Linked DNA regions of Homo sapiens: region 2 is linked to region 1. A link is an interaction called in ENCODE POLR2A ChIA-PET data of the cell type or tissue named here. Cell type or tissue: PC-9. All regions are shown on one strand. Each heading gives the region's core, and the rest is flanking DNA. Links, peaks and the distances in the headings are about the cores only. Region 1 overlaps DIP2C (disco interacting protein 2 homolog C). Region 2 overlaps DIP2C (disco interacting protein 2 homolog C).

Evidence for each region. ChIA-PET counts read pairs that join two places held together with the same protein. Peaks named below come from ENCODE experiments on the same cell type or tissue, not always from the same donor. Only the 100,000 strongest peaks of a DNase experiment are listed, where the experiment ranks them.
Region 2: POLR2A ChIA-PET joins it to region 1 with 16 read pairs; 2 of 35 experiments call an interaction of 5 or more read pairs at or near these places.

The regions. Positions count from the first base shown.
Region 1 is chr10:446,220-461,286 of GRCh38, forward strand. The region is part of intron 3 of DIP2C (disco interacting protein 2 homolog C); the gene reads right to left. Among named protein-coding and RNA genes, the nearest start is that of DIP2C-AS2, 170 kb to the right of the region's middle. In PC-9, for the core only: no CTCF peak of the experiment used is centred there; a DNase peak (open chromatin) is centred at 8,852; H3K27me3 peaks cover 4,639 bases.
Region 2 is chr10:374,071-389,137 of GRCh38, forward strand. DIP2C (disco interacting protein 2 homolog C) reads right to left here. Exons shown (of 37, transcript NM_014974.3): 14 at 13,675-13,739; 15 at 10,476-10,569; 16 at 9,957-10,076; 17 at 8,577-8,691. Among named protein-coding and RNA genes, the nearest start is that of ZMYND11, 250 kb to the left of the region's middle. In PC-9, for the core only: no CTCF peak of the experiment used is centred there; no DNase peak of the experiment used is centred there; H3K27me3 peaks cover 5,082 bases.

The DNA of each region.
Region 1 (15,067 bases), core at 4,003-12,002:
GAAAAGTCTCACAGTCCACTGGGCATCTGTATACACCTGTCATGAAGAGTCTCACGGTCCACTGGGCATCTATATACATCTGTTGCGAAGAGTCTATCTTCCACTGGACATCGGTATACAACTGTTGTGAAGAGTCTCATGGTCCACTGGGCATCTGTATACCTCTGTTGTGAAGAGTCCCATGGTCCACTGGGCATCTGTATACATCTGTTGTGAAGAGTGTATCTTGCATGCTTGCAAAATTCACACCATTTCTGGTTGCTTCTAGATTTCCTAAAATTTTCTAAATAAGGCCCTGTGTCTTCGGTAAATCAAGTGTCTCATGCCTTCCAAGTCTGTGCCTTTTAGTTCTCCTGACTCACTTCATTGACGAGGGCCCCAGTGAGTGCCATGCAGACCTGAACCACGGAGAATGGCCATGATCCCCTGACACCCAACTGTGGGCAGAGCGCCCCGGCTGCCACCATGGAGGAGGGGCATCAGCTCTCATTTTTCAGGAAGGGCCCTTATCAAACAGAGAAAGATCCCTTCTGTTCCTGATGTGACAGGAAATTCGTATAACGACTATTAAATTTCAACAGATGTTTTTCAGCATCTTCTGAGATGATAAAATGGGTTTTCTCCTTTATTTTTTGTCAATGTAGTGAATTACATTGATTTTTGAATGATGAGCCAAGTGTGCCAGGCAAAACTACACCACATCAAGAGAACAAACTCAACTGGTTGTGATATTCATATCCCTTTTACATATTTTGGGTTTGATGTAGTAATAATTTGTAAAAAGCTTCGGCATCTATATGTCAAGAAGAGTGAAAAGTGTGAGATTTTTGTCTCGCATGCAAACTAACAAGGGAGCCAGCACCAGCCCAACATGCTGACAGAGCTGGGACATTCCCAGGCCAGAAACAAAGGGCTTGTCACACACAGTGGGGCAGCAGGACCCACTCACCCCTGTCGATACTCAGGATCACACACAGTGGAGCAGCAGGACCCACTCATCCCCATCTATACTCAGGATCACACACAGTGGGGCAGTAGGACCCAATCACCCCCGTCGATATTCAGGATCACACACAGTGGGGCAGCAGGACCCACTCACCCCTGTCGATATTCAGGATCACACACAGTGGGGCAGCAGGACCCACTCACCCCTGTCGATACTCAGGATCACACACAGTGGGGCAGCAGGACCCACTCATCCCCATCTATACTCAGGATCACACACAGTGGGGCAGCAGGACCCGCTCACTCCCATCGATACTCAGGATCACACACAGTGGGGCAGCAGGACCCGCTCACTCCCATCAATACTCAGGATCACATGCAGTGGGGCAGCAGGACCCACTCACCCGTCGATAATCAGGATCACACACAGTGGGGCAGCAGGACCCACTCATCCCTGTCTATACTCAGGATCACACACAGTGGGGCAGCAGGACCCAATCACCCCCATTGATATTCAGGATCACACACAGTGGGGCAGCAGGACCCGCTCACTCCCACTGATGCTCAGGATCACACACAGTAGGGCAGCAGGACCCACTCATCCCCGTCTATACTCAGGATCACACACAGTGGGGCAGCAGGACCCGCTCACTCCCGTCGATACTCAGGATCACACACAGTGCGGCAGCAGGACCCACTCATTCCCATTAATAATCAGGATCACACACAGTGGGGCAGCAGGACCCACTCATCCCTGTCTATACTCAGGATCACACACAGTGGGGCAGCAGGACCCAATCACCCCCGTTGATATTCAGGATCACACACAGTGGGGCAGCAGGACCCGCTCACTCCCACTGATGCTCAGGATCACACACAGTAGGGCAGCAGGACCCACTCATCCCCGTCTATACTCAGGATCACACACAGTGGGGCAGCAGGACCCACTCATCCCCATCTATACTCAGGATCACACACAGTGGGGCAGCAGGACCCGCTCACTCCCGTCGATACTCAGGATCACACACAGTGCGGCAGCAGGACCCACTCATTCCCGTCAATAATCAGGATCACACACAGTGGGGCAGCAGGACCCACTCATCCCTGTCTATACTCAGGATCACACACAGTGGGTCAGCAGGACCCACTCACCCCATTGATATTCAGGATCACACACAGTGGGGCAGCAGGACCCACTCACTCCCGTCGATACTCAGGATCACACGCAGTGGGGCAGCAGGACCCACTCACCCCTGTCGATAATCAGGATCACTCACAGTGGGGCAGCAGGACCCACTCATCCCCGTCTATACTCAGGATCACACACAGTGGGGCAGCAGGACCCGCTCACTCCCGTTGATACTCAGGATCACACACAGTGGGGCAGCAGGACCCGCTCACTCCCGTTGATACTCAGGATCACACACAGTGGGGCAAGCAGGACCCACTCACTCCCGTCGATACTCAGGATCACACACAGTGGGGCAAGCAGGACCCACTCACCCCTGTCGATATTCAGGATCACACACAGTGGGGCAGCAGGACCCGCTCACTCCCATCAATACTCATGATCACACACAGTGGGGCAGCAGGACCCACTCACCCCTGTCGATACTCAGGATCACACACAGTGGGGCAGCAGGACCCACTCATCCTCATCTATACTCAGGATCACACACAGTGGGGCAGCAGGACCTGCTCACTCCCGTCGATACTCAGGATCACACACAGTGGGGCAGAAGGACCCACTCATCCTCATCTATACTCAGGATCACACACAGTGGGGCAGCAGGACCTGCTCACTCCCGTCGATACTCAGGATCACACACAGTGGGGCAGAAGGACCCACTCATCCTCATCTATACTCAGGATCACACACAGTGGGGCAGCAGGACCTGCTCACTCCCGTCGATACTCAGGATCACACACAGTGCGGCAGCAGGACCCACTCATCCCTGTTGATACTCAGGATCATATACACTGGGGCAGCAGGACCCACTCACCCCTGTCAATACTCAGGATCACATACAGTGGGGCAGCAAGACCCACTCACCCCCGTCGATACTCAGCGGCATCCTTTACCACTTAAGGGACTTTCAAGCTCATCTTGTGTAACAAAAGTCGACTTCTCCACCTCCCCATACAAAGGCAAGATGTTATTTAGGCAAACAAAATTAACGATCAAGTAAAGAAATGCTTACAATTTTCTCTTCTGAGAAAATTTGTTTTTAGTGACTGCGGCTATCAAGGCACACACTTGCATATTATACATAATACTGCTTGTGGCCAAAGTCACGGTACTTTCCTACTCTTAAATAATTTATCAAGAGTCCTGAAAAGTGAGTATCTTAAAGAGAAAAGTGGTATGTGGCTTACTCCAGGCTAAGGAGTGAGTAAGGCAGCCTATTCTTGTGAAATATGTGATTTTTCTACAGGAAGGGGAATATCACACTCTGGGGACTGTGGTGGGGTCGGGGGAGGGGGGAGGGATAGCAGTGGGAGATATACCTAATGATAGATGACACGTTGGTGGGTGCAGCGCACCAGCATGGCACATGTATACATATGTAACTAACCTGCACAATGTGCACATGTACCCTAAAACTTAAAGTATAATTAAAAAAAAAAAAAAAAGAAGTAAACACATTCAGTTACCTAATTCCATGAAGAAAATATTAATAAACTATTAATAAAAACACATACACACACACAACTACAGTCATGTGCCAAATAAAGATGTTTCAGTCAACAACAACAAAAAAAAAAAAAAAAGAAAATCTGAGAACAAGATATCATTGTGAGATTGTTATCTCCAGGAAGGAGTGAAATGGGTGCTGGGAAATTGAGGGAGCCTTGGAACAGGAATCTCACCATCTCGAATGGGGAATCCAGCAAATGGGAAAACAGTCGCTCTGATTCACGGACGTTTCTGAAAGCTTCACGTCCACTCCATGTTGCATTTGAATGACTTTTCTCCTTGTGATGTGGACCCGACACAAGAGAGGTCCCACGTAGACATTCGGCATTTGTCAGGGTCTGGCACCGTGGCTCACTTCCACAGATTTAACATGTTTATGTATAAATTACAATGGTCCCGTGTTGCATTTGAATGACTTTTCTTCTTGTGATGTGGACCCGACACAAGAGAGGTCCCACGTAGACATTTGGCACTTGTCAGGATCTGGCACCTTGACTCACTTCTACAGATTTAAGATGTTTACGTATCAATTACAATGGCTCAACTGTATAAAAGCTGGTATCAGTTATGGATCAATTCCCTTATTTCTCTCTTGGGCCACACTTCCTGCTTCTGCAGAACATATCACTTGGCTGCAACACACAATGTTGACATTGAAAATAAAAAAGACTGTATAAAAATGATGCAGAGAATTCTTCTGAAAGGCCACTGGGACACACACTTTGTTGGTGATCAGCTGTCTACTAGCAGCAGCAAGAGAGACAGAGCTCCACGCATGAGCAGCCACAGCACCTGGGTCTGTGACCCACACCAAGACCCCCAGGGTGACGACAGGCCAACCAACAGCCTTGGAAAGTACACTTCCTTCCCAGAAGAGCTTCCCAAGAGAAAACAGAAACACTGATAATTGCAGGCATTTCCATGACTGGTCTGGAACAATGAAACCACTCACCTCCAACAAGGAACACATCTTGTTTCAACTGAGGCAACTAAAAAGACGAAGGAAATAGCACAAAAGCCAGGTTGGTTCTGTCACTTACACACACACAGACATGTACAGGTCTGTATGTGCGTACATGTATGTATATGTCCATATGTGTGGGTATAAAATATACTGTCTATGCCTCAATAACGGCATCGTCTAAATTCAGCCTGTGAGTTCCTCAGGGCCAGGGAGGGAGTCTCAAAGCCCATCTCTGCAGCACCGGGCTGTGCTCCCCAGCCCCTGCCTGTGGGCGGTGACTGGTGAAGCAACAAACCCTCCCAGCCCTGTTCCTTCTACACCACATCCGGAACAGGCGTACGTACACCTGGTATAGAAAGCTCCCACAGCCTGAACAGATCATTCGATTCTAAGTCAGGTTAACCTAATCTCTGCAGTGCAGTCCTACAAACAGATTTTCAAAAAGTTACCAAACCACCACCTCAAACCTCAACACTTTGTCTACTTGGAAAGAGGACGTGGGACTGGGATTTACTCGGCCACCAAAACACTCACAGGGTATTATCCTATCGCCCTTCAGTGCCCAGAATAATCATGTGGTCTCTCGCAGTAAAAACAAAACCACAACCACCGCAACCCAGCTTTTCTTCAAGTTGTAGGGAGTTTTACAGCCTCTTTCTATGTGGTCTTTCTTTTTGCCCCAAACTGGATATTCTTTTTACTTTCTCCTTATTTCCTGACTATAATTTAATCAATGTAATTAAAGTGCTTGTGTTAGAAGCAATTTTACTTAAAAAGAATTGAAAGAACTACATCAAAATATTAACAGTAGCCATTTCAGGATGACAAGATGACAACGTATTGTTTTTTGTTCATTCTCTTCAACATTTGCGAAGTTTTCTGCCTTGAGTGTAACCACTTTTGCCATCAGAGGTTACATATAGTGCTTGATGGAATGAGGCCATAGAGCACACACACCACCCTCTAACACAAAGCAATCATGTGGGGAAGGATGGAGACACAGGAAAGGTACATCTTGAAGAAATGCGGGTTTTTTTCCATAAAGGCAAAAGACATTTTAAGAAATGTTTGCACCATACACAAGTCTGCTACATTTGGTCAAAAAACTGAGAAAACAGTAACAGAAGAATACTTCTGCCCACAAGGAGACCAGCACACCCAGCTCAGGGCGACACAAGGAGACCAGCACACCCAGCTCGGGGCGACTCCAGACGAGGACAGAGAGTGGTTTCCTCACAGCTGACCCACAGGATCGGGTAACACGAGCAGGAGGGAAGCATGGGGACCACAAAGATGTCAGACTGTGGACTGCACAGCAGAAGACAGCAACACAAACCAGTGGAGTCACTAAAAACAATTGCAAAAAGATGTCTACATTCTGCTTTAACCGGAAATCAGTGGCACAGTGACACTTCAAAACATCCATAAACAGCACCCTGAAGATTCCGTCAGACTCTACATGGAACAATGTTAAGGCAAATAATGATAACGGGATAGCGCTAAGGGGTCTTCTCAGTGCAGACCCTTAGAGCGCGCACTAACCCCATCATCAAAACACGGCAAACACGTGGAAAAAGGACAACCTGCCCAGGGGTGAAGAGCAGCTTCTGAAGCACGCAGTGTAATTATGAGTGACTAAAGTGAGTCAGAATCTACCTCCATGTGCTAAGTTGTTGCTGTGTTTAATAATCCCAGTCCAACTCAAAATATCCAAGCCAGAAAGGAGCATCCGGCCACTAACATCTACAATAGCGATTAAATGGACAGCGCTTTGTCGAAAGACCTTTCACAACGTGACACCTAGAGGGAAGCGAAGCAACCAAGCCACGATGGCCCCCTGGTTCCTCTCGCTGCTCCTCCTGGGTCCTCAGCACAGCCGGGTGGCTCTGCTGGTGCCCTCCTGCAGAGAAAACACCACACACCGCTACTGAGGAGGTCTCTTATGACATCCAGCTTAAAAGGCCGCATGTCCACTGGCCAGTGGCCCAAATCCCACAGGTGAGGCGAGAGAAGAGGGATAGACTTGACCACAGGGCACGGGGCAGGATGGACCCATCTCCCTTGAGAGCCAACGCCAGCGGATCACCGGGAGGCCTGGCCAGTCTGAGGCCCCAGTGCGAGGAAGGGGGCAGTGTTGGATTAACACACAGTGCTGGAAAGGGTATGAGCTGAGAACAAAGACGTTTACAGAGCTCTGCATAAAACCCAGATCACTGTGAGAAGAGCTCATAAGATGAAGAACTTTTAGGAAAATATAACATGGGTAAACAGGTTGCTACAAAACAAATATTCCCTTGAAAACACAATATCCTTTTCATAAAATGAGCTGATAAATGAAATCTAGCAGCTGTGCAGCATCAGAAATCCATTACAGCATCTGATCAAGCGTCCTCCAAAGCCTTAATTACAAATGCCCTGAATACAGTTTTACCCGGCCACATGAATGAGACACCAGATGAGAGGCCGTGGAATGGAAACAATGAGAAACAGAAATCTCTCGGGTGAAGGTACCAGGCAGGATTGCAGCGGAGTCAACAGACATGTGTGCAAACATCACGAGAGTAACAAGATTTGCTGGTCATGCTGGACATACAGTGTCAAAGACTCCAGCAAATGCCTGAAATACAAATGCTTAAAACGATAGGAGAAAATAATCTGGAGGCTCAGCAGTCAGGACAGAGGGCAGTGATTGTCTAGTATTTTTAAGTATCTTTGAGGAAGAGCACTGAAAGTGGTCAAGGATACTTCCACTTAGGGAGAGGCTAGGAAGTGACGGCTTAAAATTTCACGTAAATGGAAGATGATTCTAGTTTGGGATCCTAAAGCAGCATTAACGTGTTATCAAAGCAAAGAGAAAAGAAGCAGATGCATAAATACTGAATGAGAAAGGAATGAGGGAATGTAACAGGTACAGCTGGACTCAGGGCTGTCAGGGCAAACACAGCACAGGGGCTCCAAGGAGACCACGCTGCCTGCAGCCATCTCAGGCAGGGAGGGATATTGCTGGAGAAGCTCCTACAAAGCTGTCGGAGCTGGGGGTGAGCTGCTGGCTGCCATGCAACACAGAGGCCAGAGACCCCAGCAGCAGCAGGACCTGCTAGAGCCTCTGTGCACAGCCCTGAGACTAAGAAGTGAAACCACTGTCCTCACATGCCTCTGTCACACTTCACAAACACAACTCAACAGAATTTGCAGGACTCAGATCCATGGTTTCTGAAGAAGGCAATAAAGGGTGAATTTGGAGCTGAGAGGCAATAAATTGATAGAGGTGCATTTGGTGACTCCAAAAGAGGCAGATCTTTCTCGTTTTTTCTGCTGTGGCTGCTAACAGTTCATTCCCTTTAGGCCTTTCACTCTAAGAACCCAGAAGCACCCATCTATTAAGAGAAGGGCTTATTCAGGATCAGCTTCATGCAGCATTGAATAAATCACTATTGCTAGTGAAGAGTTTGTTGGTACTACTTACATTTATAGTGTTAGATAAATTGGTTAACTAAAATACATTTAACAGCGTTTCTTAAAGTACTAAAAAGGGATAAAATACTAAAAATACTAAAAAGGGATAAAGTACTAAAAAGGGGATAAAAATGTCAGCACCCCTCAAACCCCTCAGAGAAAGAGGTAGTATACAAATGCACCCTGTATGCTTGATGTCATTATTGCAATGAGATATTCAGGGATAAAAGCATCAGCACCTATCAAACCCCTCAGAGAAAGAGGTAGTATACAAATGCACCATCTATGCTTGATGTCATTATTGCAATGAGATATTCGGGGATAAAAACATCAGCACCCTTCGAACCCCTCAGAGAAAGAGGTAGTATACAAATGCACCATCTATGCTTGATGTCATTATTGCAATGAGATACTCAGGGATAAAAACATCAGCACCCCTCAGAGAAAGAGGTAGTATACAAACGCACCCTCTATGCTCGATGTCATTATTGCAATGAGATATTCGGGGGATAAAAACATGAGCACCCCTGGAACCCTCAGAGAAAGAGGTAGTATACAAATGCGCCCTTTATGCTTGAAGTCATTATTGCTGTTACTAGTATTCTAGATTACTATGTATATCCACAGCTTTAAATCTTTAGAAAAACCCATACCCTTCACTTCCATCTTTTGAAGTCATAAATCACAATCCATTTCCTAGAGCTCCTGCCATTTGCACCAAGCTCACAGCATTACACAGTGAGCACACACACAGCCTGGGGCTGCTGTCCAATGGCAAAGACAACCATGAGTCAACAGAAGAGAATGTTCCTCCAAGGTAGATACGTGGCTTCACAGCAGCAGAGCAGGAAGACGTAGGTTCGGGAGCCAGGCCGCACCGGTTCAAACCCCAGCTCCTCTGTGACCTTGGGCAAGTTGCTTAACCTATTTGCACCCCCATTTCCCTGGGTGCAAATCAGGAACAGTGAGTCCCTGCCTGAGGAGTGGCCCATGAGGAGTAAATGAGATGAAAACACTCTGCAGTGAGTCCCTGCCTGAGGGGAGACCGTGAGGAATAAATGAGATGAAAACACTGCAGTGAGTCCCTGCCTGAGGGGAGACCGTGAGGAGTAAATGAGATGAAAACACTCTGCAGTGAGTCCCTGCCTGAGGGGAGACCGTGAGGAGTAAATGAGATGAAAACACTCTGCAGTGAGTCCCTGCCTGAGGGGAGACCGTGAGGAGCAAATGAGATGAAAACACTCTGCAGTGAGTCCCTGCCTGAGGGGAGGCCGTGAGGAGCAAATGAGATGAAAACACTCTGCAGTGAGTCCCTGCCTGAGGGGAGGCCGTGAGGAGCAAATGAGATGAAAACACTCTGCAGTGAGTCCCTGCCTGAGGGGAGACCGTGAGGAATAAATGAGATGAAAACACTCTGCAGTGAGTCCCTGCCTGAGGGGAGACCGTGAGGAATAAATGAGATGAAAACACTCTGCAGTGAGTCCCTGCCTGAGGGGAGGCCGTGAGGAGTAAATGAGATGAAAACACTCTGCAGTGAGTCCCTGCCTGAGGGGAGGCCGTGAGGAGTAAATGAGATGAAAACACTCTGCAGTGAGTCCCTGCCTGAGGGGAGGCCGTGAGGAGTAAATGAGATGAAAACACTCTGCAGTGAGTCCCTGCCTGAGGGGAGGCCGTGAGGAGCAAATGAGATGAAAACACTCTGCAGTGAGTCCCTGCCTGAGGGGAGACTGTGAGGAATAAATGAGATGAAAACACTCTGCAGTGAGTCCCTGCCTGAGGGGAGACTGTGAGGAATAAATGAGATGAAAACACTCTGCAGTGAGTCCCTGCCTGAGGGGAGGCCGTGAGGAGTAAATGAGATGAAAACACTCTGCAGTGAGTCCCTGCCTGAGGGGAGACTGTGAGGAGTAAATGAGATGAAAACACTCTGCAGTGAGTCCCTGCCTGAGGGGAGGCCGTGAGGAGTAAATGAGATGAAAACACTCTGCAGTGAGTCCCTGCCTGAGGGGAGGCCATGAGGAGTAAATGAGATGAAAACACTCTGCAGTGAGTCCCTGCCTGAGGGGAGGCCGTGAGGAGTAAATGAGATGAGAACACTCTGCAGTGAGTCCCTGCCTGAGGGGAGGCTGTGAGGAGTAAATGAGATGAAAACACTCTGCAGTGAGTCCCTGCCTGAGGGGAGACTGTGAGGAGTAAATGAGTGACTGAATCAAAGCACTCACAGCGGAGCTGCCTCCTGGTGATTAAAACACTCTGCAAGTGCAAGAGCTTAAGATGCTCCTCCTGGTTAGTGTGACCCAAGTCTGGAAAGAGGACAGAGAAGAAAGCCAAGCCTGGGAGAAGCCAAAACTGTGCAAGAGGCCAGACGAGACAGGCTGCATGGAATTCCACCTGTCCACGGCCACCGTTTGTCTCCACTACACAGGGCCATCTGTGTTCCCTCCCTTTTGTCTCCACTACATAGGGCCATCTGTGTTCCCTTCCACGACGATTTTTGTTCCACCGTTTCGTTCTTTGGTAAACTGCACACAAAAGCAGAGGTGTGGAGAGTTGTGCAAAATGGTCAAGACAGAGTGAAGGCAAGAAGATTTTATTTTATCCTCACTCATTCCTTCTCTAAGTCTTTTCTTCATGTGGACTGGATTCTCTGACCTGCCATGTCCAGGCTATTGATGGGCCCAGCAAAAACATACTTCATTTCTCTTACAGTGTTTATTTCTAGCATTGCCTTTTGATTCCTAGATTTTCCATCTCTCTGCTCACATATCCACCTCCAATTACGGCACAATGGTTTGAGGTTATAATCTCAATTCTTTGACAGATCTAGGAGGAGTTGCTTATTTTCGGTTTGTACAGCTTTTTGCTCAAGAGGACAAGCGTGATGACTTCCAAGCTCCTTAGGTGCTGGACTGGAAGCTACAAGTCTATGCATCTCCTATTTTATTTTATTCTTTTTATTATTGTCTCACTTCTCCCTTCTGTGGACTTAATTTTTTCTAACATGTTAAGATAAATGCTTATTTCTTCAGTTTCCAAGATGTCTTCTGACTTAATATAAAGATTTTAGTCTATAAATTCAAGTACCATTTCCACAGCATCTCACAAATTTTGATTCATCATTTTTCACCTGAAATACAACAGCCCCCTAACCTGTTTCTGCCTTCAGTCAGGAACCCAATCCAATGAAACCAATCTATCCTATATATTTCTGCTACATTGATATGTCCAAAATTCCCTCTTTAGAAATGACGAGGCACAGATAGCAAGATTAAATTCTTTTTTTTCTTTTTAGAGGCAGGGTCTCACTCTGTCACCCAGAGTGGGGTGCAGTGATGTGACAACAGCTCACTGCAGCCTCCAGCTCCTAGGTTGAAGTGATCCTTCCACCTCAGCCCCCTGGGTAGCTGGGACCACAGGTGTGTGGCCACCACACCCGGCTAGTCTTTCATCGTTTGTAGAGATGGGCTCTGACTTTGTCACCCAGGCTGGTCTCGAACTCCTGTCTTCAAGCTCTCCTCCACCTCGGCCTCCCAAAGTGCTGGCATTACAGGCGTGAGCCACTGCACCTGGCCAAAAGTCACTTTCTGTAGTGTGGGACATCTTTATGCTGCGTCCTCAGCTGTGCCTGTGGCCTCTCCTCCCACAGCTGCGGCCCCAGAGCAGCACGTGATGGGGACTGTCTGCAGGTCTGGCAACAGTCCCACCCACACCATCCAGCATGAGAGCCGCCCAGCCACCCGCCCGAAAGTGCAGTGATGAAGCAGGAGGATGATTTTATATATCATCTTAACACATTTAAATGTAAAAGGCCCCACAAGGCTACTGCCCTCATACTGGACAGGGCAGCTCCCACCAGACAGAGCCTGTCACCTCCTCTGGGGACATCACAGTGGCTACACAGTCCTACTTGGCCGCACTGTAGGCCGCCTTCTCTCCTAGCATCATTCTGATGTAAATAAGGAAGTAACACTATGTGTATTGGAATCAATGAGAAAATTGAGTTGTTCAGAGAGAACACAGGTCACAGGACAGGAACCTCATCAAAATCAGTAAATCCAGACTGACTCAGGAAAGATAAACCTTCTCAGTCTAGAAAATTAAACTTCGGCATAGAGGAGGAACTTATACGGTGACCCCCATGATGGCAGATGACCCCGTGACAGCAAGGAGGATGCCCTCTACATTCCTGCCTCACCGGCAGCGCGTGACAGAGTGCTTGGAACCTGTGACGGCAAGGATGCCCTCTACATTCCTGCGTCACCGGCAGCGTGTGACGGAGTGCTCAGAACCCGTGACGGCAAGGAGGATGTCCTCTACATTCCTGCCTCACTGGCAGCACACAGCAGAGTGCTCGGAACCCCGTGACAGCAAGGAGGATGTCCTCTACATTCCTGCCTCACCAGCAGCGCATGGCAGAGTGCTCGGAACCCATGACAGCAAGGAGGATATCCTCTACATTCCTGCCTCACCGGCAGCACATGGCAGAGTGCTCGGCACCCCGTGACGGCAAGGAGGATGCCCTCTACATTCCTGACTCACCGGCAGGGCACAGCAGAGTGCTCGGAACCCAGAATCACCTGCACATTTGCTGAAAGAATACTAGAACACAAGTCTATTTCCAAAACTGACACTAAACTATCCTCAGCATAAAATCCGCCTCAAGGATGGGTTCAGAAGCACAAGTTTCCAGTTTACCTCTCAACTTTTTCAAAAAAAAAAAAAAAAAAGCTTTAAAAATCTAACAATAGTTCTCAAACTCTTTGACCCAAAGAGCACTTTAAAGACTGTTGAAAACCTTAAAAAGCTTTTGCCAGTGGGGCTAATATTTTGATATTTGTGGCATTAGAAAGTAAATCAAAACTTTTTAAAAAACAAGATGTCACAGTCACAGAATCCACTGGCTCTCAGAACCCTCCCCCACCCCCAAACAGACAGCCAGCCTTGGAAAAACCCACTGTGCACTCAGGAGACAAAGAGTCAACAGGAGACATGGCCGTGTCATTCTGGAAAGCACAACACTGCAGACATCCCTGGGAGGGTCTCGAACCCCTGAGGGTCCCTGGGCTCTGTTGGAAGCTTGCTGTCCCAGAGGACACGGGACCGGGACATTCTACTGCAAAGGAGGGGCAAGGCTGAAGTCAGATGCTGATCCCTGAGAGGGCAGCCCAAGCCATGCATGCTCACACATGGAAGTTCTTAGTTCATCAAAAGACACAGCAGTAGCTCCACCCACATCACAGAATGGCCTGCTGCACATGGGTTCTAGTATCTTCCTCTCAGTCACATCAGGGAACCACATGCTGCACGTGGGCTCTAGGATCTTCCACAGCCACATCAGGGAACAGTGTCCTTCATCTGGGCTCTAGGGTCTTCCTCCCAGTCACATCAGGGAACGGCGTGCTGCACGTGGGCTCTAGGATCTTCCCACAATCACATCAGGGAACGGCGTGCTGCACGTGGGCTCTGGGATCTTCCTCCCAGTCACATCAGGGAACCACCTGCTGCACGTGAGCTCTAGGACCTTCCCACAGCCACATCAGGGAACTGCGTGCTGCACGTAGGCTCTAGGATCTTCCTCTCACAGTCACATCAGGGAACCACCTGCTGCACGTGAGCTCTAGGACCTTCCCAGTCACATCAGGGAACCAACCACCTGCTGCACGTGAGCTCTAGGACCTTCCCACAGTCACATCAGGGAACCACCTGCTGCACGTGAGCTCTAGTATCTTCCCACAGCCACATCAGGGAACCGCGTGCTGCACATGAGCTCTAGTATCTTCCTCCCACAGTCACATCAAGGGATCGCGTGCTGCACGTGGGCTCTAGGATCTTCCTCTCACAGTCACATCAGGGAACGGCATGCTGCACATGAGCTCTAGGATCTTCCTCTCCCAGTCTTGGGTGGAATGGGCACAACACAAGTCTCCAGGTTTTCTTTTCCAGAGTTGTTGGTTGGGGAAAAAAAGGTGATAACTAAAGCTAGAATCTAAGCTCTAACTGAGAGTTTATCAAGTAAAGGTAATGAAGTGCTTAAAATCGACTCCAATACATTCTAGGTGCTCAATAAATGCCAGCTCATTCACTTACTTCCCAAATCAAGCTCAAGTTCCAAAAGAAAGCTATTTATAAAGAGAAGATATGTACTATGATGAAGAGCTTTCATAAGAATTCATTACAAAGTAAGGTCATGGGTTTAGAAATGAAATGAGAAAATACATCCAGTAGAGGTTAAATGGCTGAGTAGATTAATTATTAACTAGGTCAATTATGTAAGCAATAACAAAATTATTTCTGGGCTGCTAAAATTCAGTCATTGATGGGGAGAATGGAACAAGTTGGAAAACACTCTTCAGGATATTATCCAGGAGAACTTCCCCAACCAACCAAGACAGGCCCACATTCAAATTGAGAAATACAGAGAATATCACGAAGATACTCCTTGAGAAAAGCAACCCCAAGACACATAATTGTCAGATTCACCAAGATTAAAATGAAGGAAAAAATGTTAAGGGCAGCCAGAGAGAAAGGTAGGGTTACCCACAAAGGGAAGCTCATCAGACTAACAGCGGATCTCTCTGCAGAAACCCGACATGCCAGAAGAGAGTGGGGGCCAATATTCAACATTCTTAAAGAATTTTCAACCCAGAATTTCCTATCCAGCCAAACTAAGCTTTGTAAGTGAAGGAGAAATATAATCATTTACAGACAAGCAGATGCTGAGAGATTCTGTCACCACCAGGTCTGCCTTACAAGAGCTCCTGAAGGAAGCACTAAATATGGAGACGAAAAACTGGTACCAGCCACTGCAAAAACATAACAAATTGTAAAGACCACTGACACTGTGAAGAAACTGCATCAACTAATGGGCAAAATAACCAGCTAGCATCATAATGACAGGATCGAATTCACACATAACAATATTAACCTTAAATGTAAATGGGCTAAATGCCCCCATTAAAAGACACAGACTGGCAAACTGGATAGAGTCAAGACCCGTTGGTGTG
Region 2 (15,067 bases), core at 6,561-14,560, 70 kb before region 1:
ACTAAACATATCTGCAGATCTTTCCATGTGTCTGTGTGTGGGTGTGCATCTGTGTAGGTGTGTGCACCACTGAATTCAGCTGGTTTGTTACACACAGTGTTTAGTAATACAAATATAAGATCATATATTTTCTTTCATTCAATTTTTATACAGCTGGAAATGTATCTGTAATATACATACCTAGAAAGAAAATGGAGCATCACAAAGCACATATACTTAAATTTTTAAGAAGACCTAAATATCCTCCCAAAATAACATACTTTGCATTCCCACTAACAGAACAGGAGTATTATTTTCTCATCTACTAGAAAAGCACCTCACACTGGCTGTATTGTGTTGTGGTTATATATTTAATGACCTATTCTGCACAGCAACCCTGTGGAGATGGGTGCAGCACCATGACCCTCCCTGTTTAGCAGACAGGGGCAGGGGCGAGGAGGGCTGAGTGCTACCCAAAGCCACTGCTGTGGAGTGGAGCCAGCGCCAATCTCAGTCTGGCTTCAGAATCTGTGCATCTGACCACAGCGCCAAGCTGCTCAGCAGTGCCCATCTCTGCACTCTTGCCAACACTTAAAATGCTTCCCAATTTGTTCAGTAAAACACCATTTGTTGGTCCAATTTGTGTTCCCTGTATTATTGAGAAACTTAGATGATATTTATCTCCATCAACACCTTGCTAAGAAGTAAAAATCCCAAGTAGGTAGATGAGGTGAGGAAGGGAAGAAACAGTCCCCATAGGCAGAATTCGAGGGGGTTTAAAAAACATCCACCTTAATAATCAATATCAGTACATTAAAAAATGGCTAATAAAGGTATCCGCCCATTCATCAACTTCCAAACTCAGTTCCCATGTGAAATGGTGTTCAAGACCAAACAGCTTTGTGTGTCTCATGAAGAATATGGATTCCAGGAGGGACCATCTCAGTGATCTCCAGGAATGTAAGGAGGCAGAGTCCTCTCTTGGAGATATGGAAGGAGCAAAATACGTACCTGTGTATACAATACCACGATGACGTGCAAAAGGGAAACAAAATAAAACTAAAGGACAACAGAGTCTGGATGTTTTGTTGCCTGCAGATCTCACGTTGAAATGTGACGTCCAACAATGCAGGTGGGCCTGTTCTCGCAGTAACACGAGAGTTCTCACTTTATGAGTTCACGTGGGATCTAGTTGTTTAGAATAGAGCTGGGCACCTCCTCTCTCTCTCTCTTGCTCGCTCAATCTCTCACCATGTGACATGCAGGCTCCCACTTTGCCTTCTGCCATGATCATAAGCTTCCTGAGGCCTCACCAGGAGCTGAGTAGATGCTGGAGCCATGCTTCTCTTACAGCCTACAGAACTGTGAGCCAAAATAAACCTCTTTTCCTTATAGATTACCCAGTCTCACACATTCCTTTATAACAATGCAAACACACCAACAAAAAGGAAAGAAGCAGGCCAGACCTTGCAATGTGGCCTCACGAGGAATGTACACTATGGCTTCCATTGAACCATTTGCACCACTGACTTGTCATAGCATTTCCAGCCTCTGGAAAGCATTCCATAAGCCTTGCCCGCATAACACCTTGAAGTAGCAGCTCCTATAAATTTCATGAACACATCTGCAGTTTGCTACTCCTGACCACAAGCAGAGCCAGGCCAGGCTTGGGACATTCACACAAAACAAACACATCAAGTAGTGAACAAGCCTCACAGCCTCCAGTTCTAGGGCTTAACAGAGAGCCACACTGCACCTGCACAGCTTCAGTGCCGCTCATCATTTGCTGAATCCCTTAAGCAAGTGAGTCAACAAGGTCTTTCATTTTTTTTATCTTATACGGGCGATCTCCAATGTAGTATTCCTCAGCTTAGCAACAACGGCACATTTAGAGAAGAAAGAGTTAAGCTGCAGGCCCCTCCTCCCCAGCAATCTTTACACAGCATTTCTATGCAACGGACCACACACAAAACACGCCTGCAGTCATGTAACGGCGGTAACATTTGTTGAATTCTTACTATGTACCAGGCGTGCTTTCAAGCTCTGTGTGTGTATGAACCCACTCAATGCTCACACGGGCCTCTGACGTAGCTAACTGCTGTGATTCTCATCTACAGACGAGGAATCCTCAAGGTGAAGCCCTGCCCACATGACAAAGCAGGCGCGAGAGCAGCGAGATGGGGACCCAGGCCGACCTCGGCCCCCGACAGAGCCGGCAGGGAGAAGGACCCAGGCCCACCTCGGCCCCCGACGGAGCCGGCAGGGAGAAGGACCCAGGCCCACCTCGGCCCCCGACGGAGCCGGCACAGAGCAAGAATGAGGTGGTGCTCATCCCACACACGACGTTCCCTGTGCTGGCGTCGAAGCACCTGCACAACGTTGCTTCTTTGGGAACACGCATTCCGGTTCCAGACAAAATGCGAAGTTACCAGGAAGCCTGTTTGAGAGTGGGGTTGGGAGGGGGGGTCTTCCCTTCTGAACTGGCAGCCAGAACCCCGAGGAAGTGTCTTTTTTTTTTTTTTTTTAAACAGGGCAGCTACTCTGGTCTTGAATCACCATTCACCACCAAAGGTTTCTCTTTTAGATGGACGTAAATCAGCCCTGATGAAGGTGCCGGGGCAGCCACACAACGCACACAGAACACAGAACATCTCCTCTGCTTTCTTTCCTCTCTGGGCCACTCTTTTTCACAGCAGCAGAATGAACTAATAAATTCACAGTACTGGTAAAAATGCCCTTTAAAGGACAGGAGCAGTTAAGCTTGTGAACTCATTTCAGCAGAAATAATATTTTCAGGAAACACGCACCGCGAGGGGAAATTCAGTGAAAAATGTGCATGTACCTTTTTCGATGTTTAGCGTGACACAGACTTTCAAAAACACAACAGATAAGTGAGATTGCGATTTTTAATAGGAAAAGATACAATGTAAAAGCAGCCAATATATTAAGTTATGAGTTGATTTAATGTAATATTCTTCCTTTTCTCTAACAGGAGCAATGCATGCCCACTAAAAACAGCCCATTTTACAAGCTGCACAGCACGGAAAGTGAGCTGCCCATCTTTACTGCCTCACCCACCCTGTGCAGCGCAGTTTTTTTTTTTTTTTTGCACTGAATATACTATTTACAGATACTTAATTTTTTGTTACCAAAAACGGGATCACACTATATAAACTTTTTTACAAACTCTTTCTCATAAGCCTTGGCCACCTTTCTATTTCCAGGGGAGGTTATGGGCTGGAACTGGGGGGGACCCCGTGGGGAGGCCCCTCCTCTGCCATCTTCCCGCTGCACCTCCTTTGCCAAAACCAACTTCTCATCATCTAATTCACCACAAAACAGAACACACTGTAAAACGCACGTGGTTGGGTGAAATTAAACAGGAAACTTGGTTTGCTATTCGATGCTACCTAACTCTCATGGTCTGGGTCACGTGATTTTCATCTCGAAACTACTCTGTAGTTAGAGAATTGCAAAATTTTATCCCTCTTTTTAGATAAAATGACACAGTTTATCTTGCGTTCTCTTACATGCGGGATTATGGAACTCTGGGTCTGACTTTTCCGAGCAGTGGGAAGTGCTCACTTCGGATCCACTTTGGCTCAGGGCTGTGCTGACGTTTTCTCCGCTGTCACTCATCCAGGCACCATCAGCACCCAGTGGGCATCAGACAGCACCCTTCTCCCTGCGGACACGTCTTCTTTGATTTTTCTCCCAGCTAACTTCGAGCTTGGATACTTTCAAAAACTAGAAGATGGTTGTGGTGACAAGGGGGTATTTTATCTTTTCTGGAATTATTGTTTCATTGTTTTATATGATTTTTGCATTTTCATTACTAAAATATCAGGGTATCCAAATAGTACTTTGTAGTTACAAAGCTAAAAATTATGTTTTTCAGTTCAATAAACATTTCACAACGTAGCTTTAAGAAAATCAAGTCTATCATCTACATTCTAGAGATGGTAACAGAGTCAGATGGCAGGAGATTTAGGGGATACTTGTAGCCAGGAAACAGTTTCCTGGTTTTCGCCTTGCAATTTGTCCTTTAAAAAATGTCTGATGAGTTTAGGCACCACAAGCCCCTATTTCCCCAATATTTTTCTACTCTAAAACTAACATCGGGAGAAAAGAAAACACAAAATATAACAGGACAGTGACAGTTTTAAAGAGAAAAAAATACTTTAAATGCCTAGGTGAAAATACAGTTCACGTAGCAAGACTGAGCAGACTTCACTAGAGAACGTGATTTCCTGCCACCACTTGGCTGACACACATGAACACGAAGGTGAAAACAGACACACATGAAGGCACACACATCAACACAAACACGAAAACAGGCATACACAGGTGAAGACAGACATGAAGGCATGCATGCATGAACAGGCATGCATAAAGACACGTGAACACAAACATGCCTAGACAAAGACATGCATACATGTGAACACAGACATGCATAAAGACACGTGAACACACATGCACAAAGACACATGTGAACACATGCAGACACGTGAACACAAACATGCAGACATGTGAACGCAGACATAGACACACATGAACAGACATGCATAAAGACACACGAACACAGACATGCATAAAGACACACATGAACAGATATGCCTAGGCACACATGAACAGACATGCATACACACATGAACAGATATGCACAGACACGTGAACAGACATGCATAAAGACACATGTGAACACATGCCTAGACACGTGAACACACATGCCTAGACACCCATGGACATGCATAAAGACACAAATGAACAGACATGCACAGATGTGAACAGACATGCATAGACACATGTGAACAGACATGCCTAGACACACGTGAACACAGACATGCATAAAGACACGGACACAGACATGCGTGAGGACAGGCGAGTCACCAGCCCTTGTCCCTTCAAAGTCTCCGACTCATGTTTTTAAAGACTCTCAACCTCCCTAAAATGAGTGCTGGTCATTCTTTTTTGGAGACTGGCCTTTCTGTGAGGGGAGAACCAATGGCATAAGCTCTGGCAGTGACCTGCCTGCAGCGCTGGGCAACCTGACAGAGGGCACAGCACCTGCGGCCCAGGCGCCAGCCTGCTCCCACATACCCATCGCCAGGGCTGCTGCTGGCTCCCGAGTGCCACGCCCCCCCCCCCCCCCCCCACAACCCCTGACAGCTGCTGCTGGCTTCTGTACGCCCTGCCCCGCTACCCCACCCCAACCCCTTCCCCATCACTAGGGCTGCTGCTGCTCCCGGAAGTGCCCGTGCATCCTGCGTATTTATCAAGCGGGATACTGGAGGTTCCATTGATCCTGTGAGCCCCAGAACTTTCCGACATGCTCTGTTTTGCATGACAGACATTCTATGTTGCTTGCAAGAGTGATATGAAGATACTCCACAGCCAGTGGGCTGTGGGCATCCCTGTCAGACCTGGGGCTCTTGAAGGCCCTGGACCTTGACGCCTGGAAGACTGACTCATAGCCCAGATGTCCATGCTTGGCCCTGCTGGCACCTGCAGCCACTGGGTGGCTTTCTTGTGAGTGCCTCAGCTTCTGATTTATCTACTTTTTTGTTTTCTTTTTTGCAGAAGAGAATCACTAAGTGATACATATTCCAGAGAGGGCCAAAATTCTACAAATAGTAAGCAAATGCATCTGCAATTTTATTTGCATTCTACTGCAGATAATCGTTATCCTTTTTAAATTAAGTGGACTGAAAGCCAAGCAACCAACCAGCTGCAACTCAGCACCTGGAAGTTCAGTCTCTGCTTTGATACCAGGAGCAGGGGCTGTCCCTGGAAGATGGTTAACACGCAGAAGAGGCTGTCCCTGGAAGATGGTTAACGTGCAGAAGAGGCTGTCCCTGGATGATGGTTAACAGGCAGAAAAGGCTGTCCCTGGAAGATGGTTAACGTGCAGAAGAGGATGTCCCTAGAAGATGGTTAACACGCAGAAGAGGCTGTCCCTGGATGATGGTTAACGCACAGAAGAGGCTGTCCCTGGAAGATGGTTAACACGCAGAAGAGGCTGTCCCTGGAAGACGGTTAAAGCGCAGAAGAGGCTGTCCCTGGAAGATGGTTAACGTGCAGAAGAGGCTGTCCCTGGATGATGGTTAACGCACAGAAGAGGCTGTCCCTGGAAAATGGTTAACGTGCAGAAGAGGCTCTCCCTGGATGATGGTTAAGACGAAGAAGAGGCTGTCCCTGGAAGATGGTTAACGTGCAGAAGAGGCTGTCCCTGGATGATGGTTAACACGCAGAAGAGGCTGTCCCTGGAAGATGGTTAACGTGCAGAAGAGGCTGTCCCTGGAAGATGGTTAACGCGCAGAAGAGGCTGTCCCTGGATGATGGTTAATGCGCAGAAGAGGCTGTCCCTGGATGATGTTTAACACGCAGAAGAGGCTGTCCCTGGATGATGGTTAACAGGCAGAAGAGGCTGTCCCTGGATGATGGTTAACACGCAGGACACAAATGCTTAGATCACAACACAGAGGAAACGGCCATCCTCGAACCCATCCAAACAGGCATAATCCGTCCTCTACAGACCCTTCTCTGCAACAAAACAGGGGAATGTAGCAGCCGAACACTTGTCTTTCTTCTTTAAAAAACATAAGGAGTAAATAAAATGAGATCGCTGTACTGCCTCCCACATTGGACGTGACGACCTTTAAGAAGGCATTCATTTTGTTCTCATGCCAAAACCTACAGGGAAGCCTTGCCAGACCTCACTTAGTACAGCTTTACGGAATGTACGAAAGCCGTTTTTCACTTAATAACCTGGCCTCTGACCACTCCTACATGGGAAATTCACCTCAAGTTTTAAGACAGAATACACTTGAGTTCACAGGCACTGGCTCATTTTCCAAAAACACGCATCTGTCCCAACCTTTCTGTGGCACACAACTGAAACCCCCGCACAGAGGGAAGTTTCCCTTCTGTTCACACATTCAGAAAACAATGCAGAGAGGGATGTGTTGGTGGAAACGCAAGTACGAGTGCTGCTTTCATCAAATTTATTCAAAAGTAACTTAAACATCAGGGTAACGAAAGGTACAGGTTCTAAGGACCAGCATTGGCTTCTCTCCTAAAGATTTTCACCACTGAGATAGAGTTGCTGCCTAATTCATCTCAGGAAATTAGGGAGTCCAACTGCAATGGCCAATTATACAGATTATTCTTTCTTACAGCATCAGCACTGAACGGTTTAAATATGCATCATATGCATGATAACGACATAAAAAGACAGTCTTAATGAGACTGAGTGATGGAGGGGCAGGGAGAACCGGCATGGGGACACTGCGGGCTGCTTCTAGTTTTCAGGACACTGTCATTTCTAATTCAACCTGGAATGCTAAAATTGTACCTTTAATCCTTTTCGGTCCTTCGGTGTGTTGAGCCCAATCACGCCAATCAGAAAAGTGGCACACCAGAGAAGACCACTGAAGCCAGCTCCAGGGAGGTGGCTCTGGAGAGGGGCTGCTGTAACCCATGGTGGGCCGTGTCCAGAGACCACTCCTCCAGACACTGCACGGGAGCAGGCCGCAGCCGACCTGACATGCGTGCCCACGTGCAACACCAGGCAAGACAGTGGGAGGGAGACACGTCCTGCTCTTGTTATTTCTGTCTGTGTCCTGGTCAATGCCTGCCCTTCCACAGTTCTGCCTGCAATAATTTAAAAACCACACACTGCTCTGGGAAGCCTGTTGCAAGCAGGTCTCCTGCACTCACTCTACACTCCAGAGCTCACCCCACAGGAAAGGAATGGTCCTTCTCTTCCCCACCACTGGGAGTATTGCCGTGGACATGCTGCCCCAAGAGCCCCACACCACACCTCCTCTCTCTTGCCACACCTTCCCTCTGGACCAGCCTTGGATGGGCCGTTGACAGCCGACACAACTTCTCTGCAGGAGCCTGTTCTCCTACAACAGCATATTTAGGCCGTCAGTGGCACCTACGTTGACCAAGGAAAATGAAAACAAAACCCCAAACCCACAGACGGCTCCACTTAGGTAAAATGTCAAGTGTGTGCGTATCACACAGGAAGAGGTTTGGGCTTTACTTCTGGTGCATGACATGAGATTGTCAGAGCAAAGTGCACTCTGAATTTACCTACTTTAAATTTCACTTTCATTCACTCAAAAAATATGTATTAGGCATCAACTATACACCAGAGACAGACAATGAAAAAATAAATATACCAGTAAATCCCACAGCACATGGAAGTCGGTAACACTACAAGAAAAGCAGGCTGATGAAAACAGACCCTATCCCACCCCAGAAGAAACCAGAGATTGGTACACGCACATGGAAATTGGAGTAAATTCCAAGGACACGGTATTACGATTCCATGCGCCTCTAGACAGTTCCACTTATTAAGGAATTACCGTGAAACTGCAGAGAGCGATAAATGTTTTTTAATGAATGAATCTAGGCTGTTCAAAAGAATCTGTTCCAGCACATAAAAACAGAAATAAACTCATCTTGAAAGGTTAGGTCCCGTTTTCACCCTCACCCTCAGCATCAACTGTTAGGATTTCCTGATCTCCCTTCGCTGCTGAATTAGGACTGTCTCTAGGTTATCTACGTAAATCAACATGACCCAGTACCTCCGGATGGCCACAGTGAGGGCCTCTGGCGAGCTGGCACAAGGACAGATGACCTCCTGTCGAAGGCCTTTACTTTGGAAGACATTGAGAAATGCATCGCAAGAAGAAATAGACCCTAGAGTGAAAGAGGGACAATGATCAGACAGCTGAAGCACTGTGATTGATTACAAAATCCCACCATAGAAAATAGTTCCGAAGGTGGGATTCAGGCACAAGTGGATCTAGGCAGCGTGGAAAAATATTTAATACAATTTATTATTTATGTTACACTGAAAGTGGTTATTCTCAAACAGAACTCAAGAATTTAAAGAATGCAACCTCCACATTTATGACACCTTTTCTGACAGATGAACTTACTTTAGTAACTTTTCTGAGACTTGTTCCACCATTTTCAGTACAGAAGTTCCAAGACAGGGGTAAATCTAAACCAAATGAAGAAAACTTTCCTCTCTATTAATTTAAATGATGAGGTCGAGGCACAATTATCAAGAACATATCAGCTAAACTATCTCCAAATATAGATATACTTTTCTTTATGCAAGATGTATTGTTTTGTACTTATGGGTTAAAACCAATTGTTCATTAAATTAGCTCAGGATTTATGAAATTCTATAAGTGAAGACTGTTTATAAAACCTGTTTATGAGTCTGCTTTTGTATATCAGGCATTAAAGGAGTTTATGCTGCTTTAGTTTACAAACATGAACGTTGCATGTTTCATAAATGTGGTCAGATACCTTTAATTTCACTTTGCTTCTGAAGCTTTATGTACTTTTTTCACAAAAGCATGCTAGCTAGGTTCTTGTTTCAGTTGGCTGAAATATTTCTCAAGGTGTATTTATAGTATTCTGTGGAGCTGCTAATTTACTTTAACTGGGTATTTTTGTTACAGGATGTGATAACGCAATTACATTTAAAACGACAAATTAATTTACTGATCAAGAAAACTACTATACACCAAAAAGTACTAGCAGTCAAGTATTTCTTGAATATTTCCTTATTACCTGCTTAGGGCTTACTTCACTTCATCCTCATGAAAATTTATGACTTAAGCACCGTTTTACAGCCGGGGAAACAGGGTCAGCAAAGGAACTTTCTCTACAGAATCAAGACATCCTCTGAATCCCAGGGCTGTGGAGTCTACAAATGCCTGTCCTTATTATGCCATCGTACCTCTTGGCCCGAGTGAGTGATTACTGTTTGGTGATTTTAAGACAATTTCTTTACTAAGATAAGGATTAGAAAAAGAAAAATCAAAGTGCAAAGAATGAAACCTGGGGAAAAAATAAAAAAGACTTCACAGCCTGCCTGCCTCACGAAAAAAAAAAAAAAAAGACTCCACAGCCCGCCTGCCTCACGAGATCACACGCTCCTCACTTACAGGGGTTCGCGCCGTCCGCCACTATCAGCATTCGCAGAGAGGAGAGGTTGATGTCTCTCTGATCTCTGTGTGCTACTAATGCCCAATGCATATCCCTCGATTTCACACACGCCACTTTTGCTAAAAAGAAAAATAGAAATAAGTTAACATGTGCCACCGTCAGATCGTCCCCTATTGCAAAAGAGAGATCATTGTGAGTAGTGGGGAAGGGTGAAGAATCACTGGTCACCCAGCCCCCACAAACCTTTTTTTTTTTTTTTTTTTTTTTTTTTTGTGATCTTGGCTCACCGCAACCTCCTTCTCCTGGGTTCAAGATTTCTCCTGCCTCAACCTCCCGAGTAGCTGGGATTATAGGCATGCGCCATCAGGCCTGGCTAATTTTTGTATTATTAGTAGAAACGGGGTTTCTCCATATTGGCCCGGGTGGTCTGGAACTCCTGACCTCAGGTGATCCACCTGCTTTGGCCTCCTAAAGCGCTGGGATTACAGGTGTGAGCCACTGCGCCCGGCGAGACCCACCTTTGTACTGGCAGACCTTCTGGATCCAGGAGAGAGGGTTCACCTTCATCAGCGAGTACGGGATGCTGATCACATGCATCATGTTCATGACGCTCTGCAATCAACAAAGGAACACGCAGGGTGAGCATGGAGGGGCACGCAGAGGAGCAGCTCTCACCCAGTGGCATGGACACTAGGCCGCACGGGCAGGGGGGAGCTCTCAGGGAGCGCTGCAGACACCATGCACACAGGCCCCTGGAGGCTCCTCAGGGTGGGGCTGGCAGGGATGGCAAATACAGAGGGGCATAGTGGAGGAGCAGCTCTCAGTGAGTGCCATGGACACCAGACTGCACAGGCCCCCAGGGAAGGAGGAGGAGAAGCAGCTCTCAGGGAGCGCCGCGGACACCAGGCTGCACGGGCCAGGAGGAGCAGCAGTTCTCAAGGAGCACCACAGACACCAGGCTGCAAGGGCCCGGAAGAGCAGCAGGTCTCAGAGAGTGCCACGGACACCAGGCTGCACGGGCCCTGAGGAGAAGCAGCTCTCAGGGAGCGCCACGGACACCAGGCTGCACGGGCTGGGAGGAGAAGCAGCTCTCATGGAGCACCGTGGACGCCAGGCTGCACGGGACCCGAGGATCAGCAGCTCTCAGGGAGCACCACGGACACCGGGCTGCACAGGCCTGGAGGAGGAGCGGTCGCACAGGACCCTGGAGGCTCCTCAGTGTGGGAATGGCAGGGATGGCTGGTCTGCATGAATGTGACACGGTAGGGTCTGGGTGTAATCCTTTAAAACATGTCCATGAAAAGCGACTTCCCAAGGTCTCCCTCGAACTCCACTGCTTTCCCTAAACTACTCCTGACAGAATTAAGTAATTTAAGTCCAAATCTTTTTAAGACGAAACCTTTGGTGAAACAGATCGTCATTTTCAACAGCCTTTCGTATCCTCAAAGCCTAATTCTTCCCGGTGTGTTATGCTAACTTTTATTTCACAGAACCCATCTTGAGAACCGCACACTGCTCTGAATCGCAGGGCTAGGGGAAGCTCGGATTCTGGCTCTGGCCGGGCCTTGCTGCGGCAGATTACTACTTCTGACAAAAATAAACTGGGAAACACTGGCTAGTACCTGCACGCTGCTGCACACAGAGGCTGGGACTCACACCTACAGGGGCGGCAGCAACACACCTGCCTCACACCGCAGCAGTCAGACCAGGCACCACCTGGCAGGCTGTGTGGCGGGCTAGGATTCTTGCAGTCTTGTAGGCTACGGGGTGGGGGCAGACGAGAGGGCAGAGACCCCTCTGCCACTGGCTCGATTTGGGAAGCTCCAGATGAAAGCAAAAAAGCATGTGCCTTCACTCCCCAGAGCTCTGCCGACTCCCCGCCACTCTGCTGGGGGAGGTAAGGGTGTCTCAAAAGATGCTGCTGCCTGCTCAGAGACCTCGCTTTAGATGTGACAGTGGAGAGACTCGCACCTGCCAGGGCTGCCAGCTGTACCCCGGAGCACGGAGCAGGCAGGCTGGCACCACCAGCGGGAGCTCCTCAGAGAGGCGGCCCCGCGACGAGGCCTCGAAAGCAGGGCTGTGTGGACAACGTCACAGCCGGAAAGTTGGGTGTTCTAATGACGAGAGTGACTAACGGCACCAGTGATGTAGCTGTCTGTTCTTTGGGACCTGATCATTGAATCACATGCGTCAAACGTGTAGGTGGAGTGAGTGCTTCAACTTTAGGCCACAGAATTCTCACACCGGCCACGTCAAATAGGATCGTCGTTCCATTCACAGACAGAAAAACTGAGGTTTGGATTTGAGAAGGGACTTGGACGCACGTCTGACATGCCTGAGTCACAAAGCTAAGAAAGGAAAGGCTGAGACACAAGCCCAGGTCCTCCAATCCCAAAGCAGGGGCTCCCACTGCACCAGCACATAACGGTGCTGGGAACAAGCTGCTCCATCTTATCCCAGGTCCTTCAATCCCAAAGCAGGGGCTCCCCACTGCACCAGCACACAGTGGTGCTGGGAACACGCTGCTCCATCTTATCCCCCAACAGCATCCAGACTTGAGAGACGACCTGTGTGTAACACGGAAAGAAGCCAGCCGGGCTGCTCTGCAGCCACAGATATTTGGTCTAGGAAATGCTTGCCGGCTCCTCTTCACATGAATTCTGGTTCGCCAAGAAACGGCGAATACAGGAATTCCTGTATTCATATGCCCATCACTCATGTGACAACTCCTAGAATTTTCTACCTCCAAAAGGTAAGAAGCTTCAGCGTAAGAAATTATTCAAAAGAAAAATGAGTGAAAATTACCACATATGAAACAGATGGGGGGAGCGTCTAAGCAGTCATGCTCCACGTAGCTTTTAAGGGCCAGGCCCACCTTAAACAAATAACAAGGCTACTTCCCCACGAAAAGTGCCCAAGCCCGGCACGTCATCCAGGGCACTCGTGACTGTGAGACAGTCGTTTCCCTACAACACACACAGACTGCCATCCTCAAGGGCAAATCTGGAAACTACTTTCCCCCGCAGAGTAACACAATAGCAGGCCCCACCGACTCAACAAACAGAAACATCCAGCTAACCAGATGTACGGGACAGTAGCCCACACACGAACCAACCTTTGACGTTATTCTAAGATACTGAATGCCAAAAGTGCGGGAAGAAAGATAATGATCTCCACGTGAGCCCTGGAAGGCTGTTTTCGGCAGCTGTAACCTCAATCCACGTGTCCAAGACCCTCACACCAGTGGCTGCTGACACAACTGGCTTTGTGGTGCAGTTGTGAACCACGTTAGTGGACAACCTCGGTCTTCTAACAGTGACGATTTTCTGCTTCACAGTGTGGCAGGAAGCAGCTTGCACAAGTGAAACGTAGGCAAATCTAGGCATTTGTATTCCTACACCCAGCACACTCCTGTGTGGACAGACAGTGAGGGGAGGGGACTCCTGTGTGGACAGGCAGTGCGGGCGGCGGGGGGGCGACTCCTGTGTGGACAGACAGTGAGGGGAGGGGACTCCTGTGTGGACAGGCAGGGCGGGGTGGGGGGCGACTCCTGTGTGGACAGGCAGGGTGGGAGGGAGACTCCTGTGTGGACAGACAGTGTGGGGAGGGGACTCCTGTGTGGACAGACAGTATGGGGAGGGGGACTCCTGTGTGGACAGGCAGGGCAGGGTGGGGGACTCCTTTGTGGACAGACACGGCCGGGGGGACCTCACTTACTGTCAGGATGCCATGCCAGAGCCCGACGTCCTTCTTGAAATCCAGCACATTCACAATGGTTTCAGCTGCACAACAGAGGGAGTCAGGAGATTTTTACTTAGGACAGGGCGGCAACAGATCAAAATGCAAACAAAATCCAATATTGCATCAGGGGAAATAACAGATCTTGGGAAAATATCATTTTGCCGTATCTTGGTGGAAATTCTGTAGACTCCAAGTAGGCCGGTTTGAGTGCCGGCCACCCTGGAGTTTCTCGACAGATATCCTGACACATGAGTGAGCAGCGTTAGCTCTCCACACTGCACCTTAAAACGCAGCGTTCCTTCTCCTTTTATATATTTCCCCCTCTCTGCCTTTTTCTTTAAAAGATTTCTTTTCACTTCCTCATGAGTCTCCCAGGAAAGGAAGCTTTGCAGCTGGCATGCCCTCTGCGCACAGAGGAGGAAGTGGATTTTTGGCAACACAGGGGCCTACACAGCTCTACTGCAAGTCTCCAAGGTTGGAGCTGCAATAAAAAAAGGAGGCACTGCAATTTGGAAGACGGGGAGGACAATCTATTCAATGACTATGGGGGAGGGCTCTAAAAAGGTGCTAAAAGCTCGTGCTTGATGAGGTTTACCATCACAGAGCATGCTGGCCCTGAACAGACCTAGCTTTCTCCCGAAGTCACCTGGCCAGCCAAGGTCAGCAGCTGCCTGCAGGTGACTCAGTCTCACCTCCCCTTCCAAAGGCTAAAGTGTGGAGGATAATAGACAGGAGGCTTTCACAATAAATGGCCAAAAGTAAACAACCTAAGTTCCTTTTGAAAGTAGTGAAGTAAAGAGCGAACGTATCATTCCCTCCCCAACCTCCACAAGCGTGACCACCCTGGACCTTGGAGGCGCAGGGGGCAGTGCGTCCCCAGGTGTGAAAACTCCATGGCCAAACATCAGAATACCCACGAGACACACACGCTGTTTTTAAAAGGGAGATTATGAGGATGGGCAGATAATAAAAATAGTAGAAAAAGAAAAGTGTTTCATTCCACAGCGGAGCGGCAGATGCCACCACGGCTTCGTGAAGTTCCAGAAAGAGACGCCAGGCAGGGGTGCACGCCGCAGCGGTGCCCTGTCAGGAGCCTGGTCAAGGGGATGTCAGGGAGCCTCAGGGGGTCTCCGGAGGGGGTCTCAAGGGGCCTTGGGGCATCCTAAGGGATCTCAGGGACATGGGGGGGTTCTCTGGAGTCTCAAGGGGCCTCGGGGCATCCCAAGGGATCTCAGGGCCACGGGGATTCTCTGGGGGTTCTCTGGGGTCTCAAGGGGCCTCGGGCCATCCCAAGGGATCTCAGGGGCATGGGGGTTCTCTGGGGGTTCTCTGAGGTCTCAAGGGGCCTTGGGGCATCCCAAGGGATCTC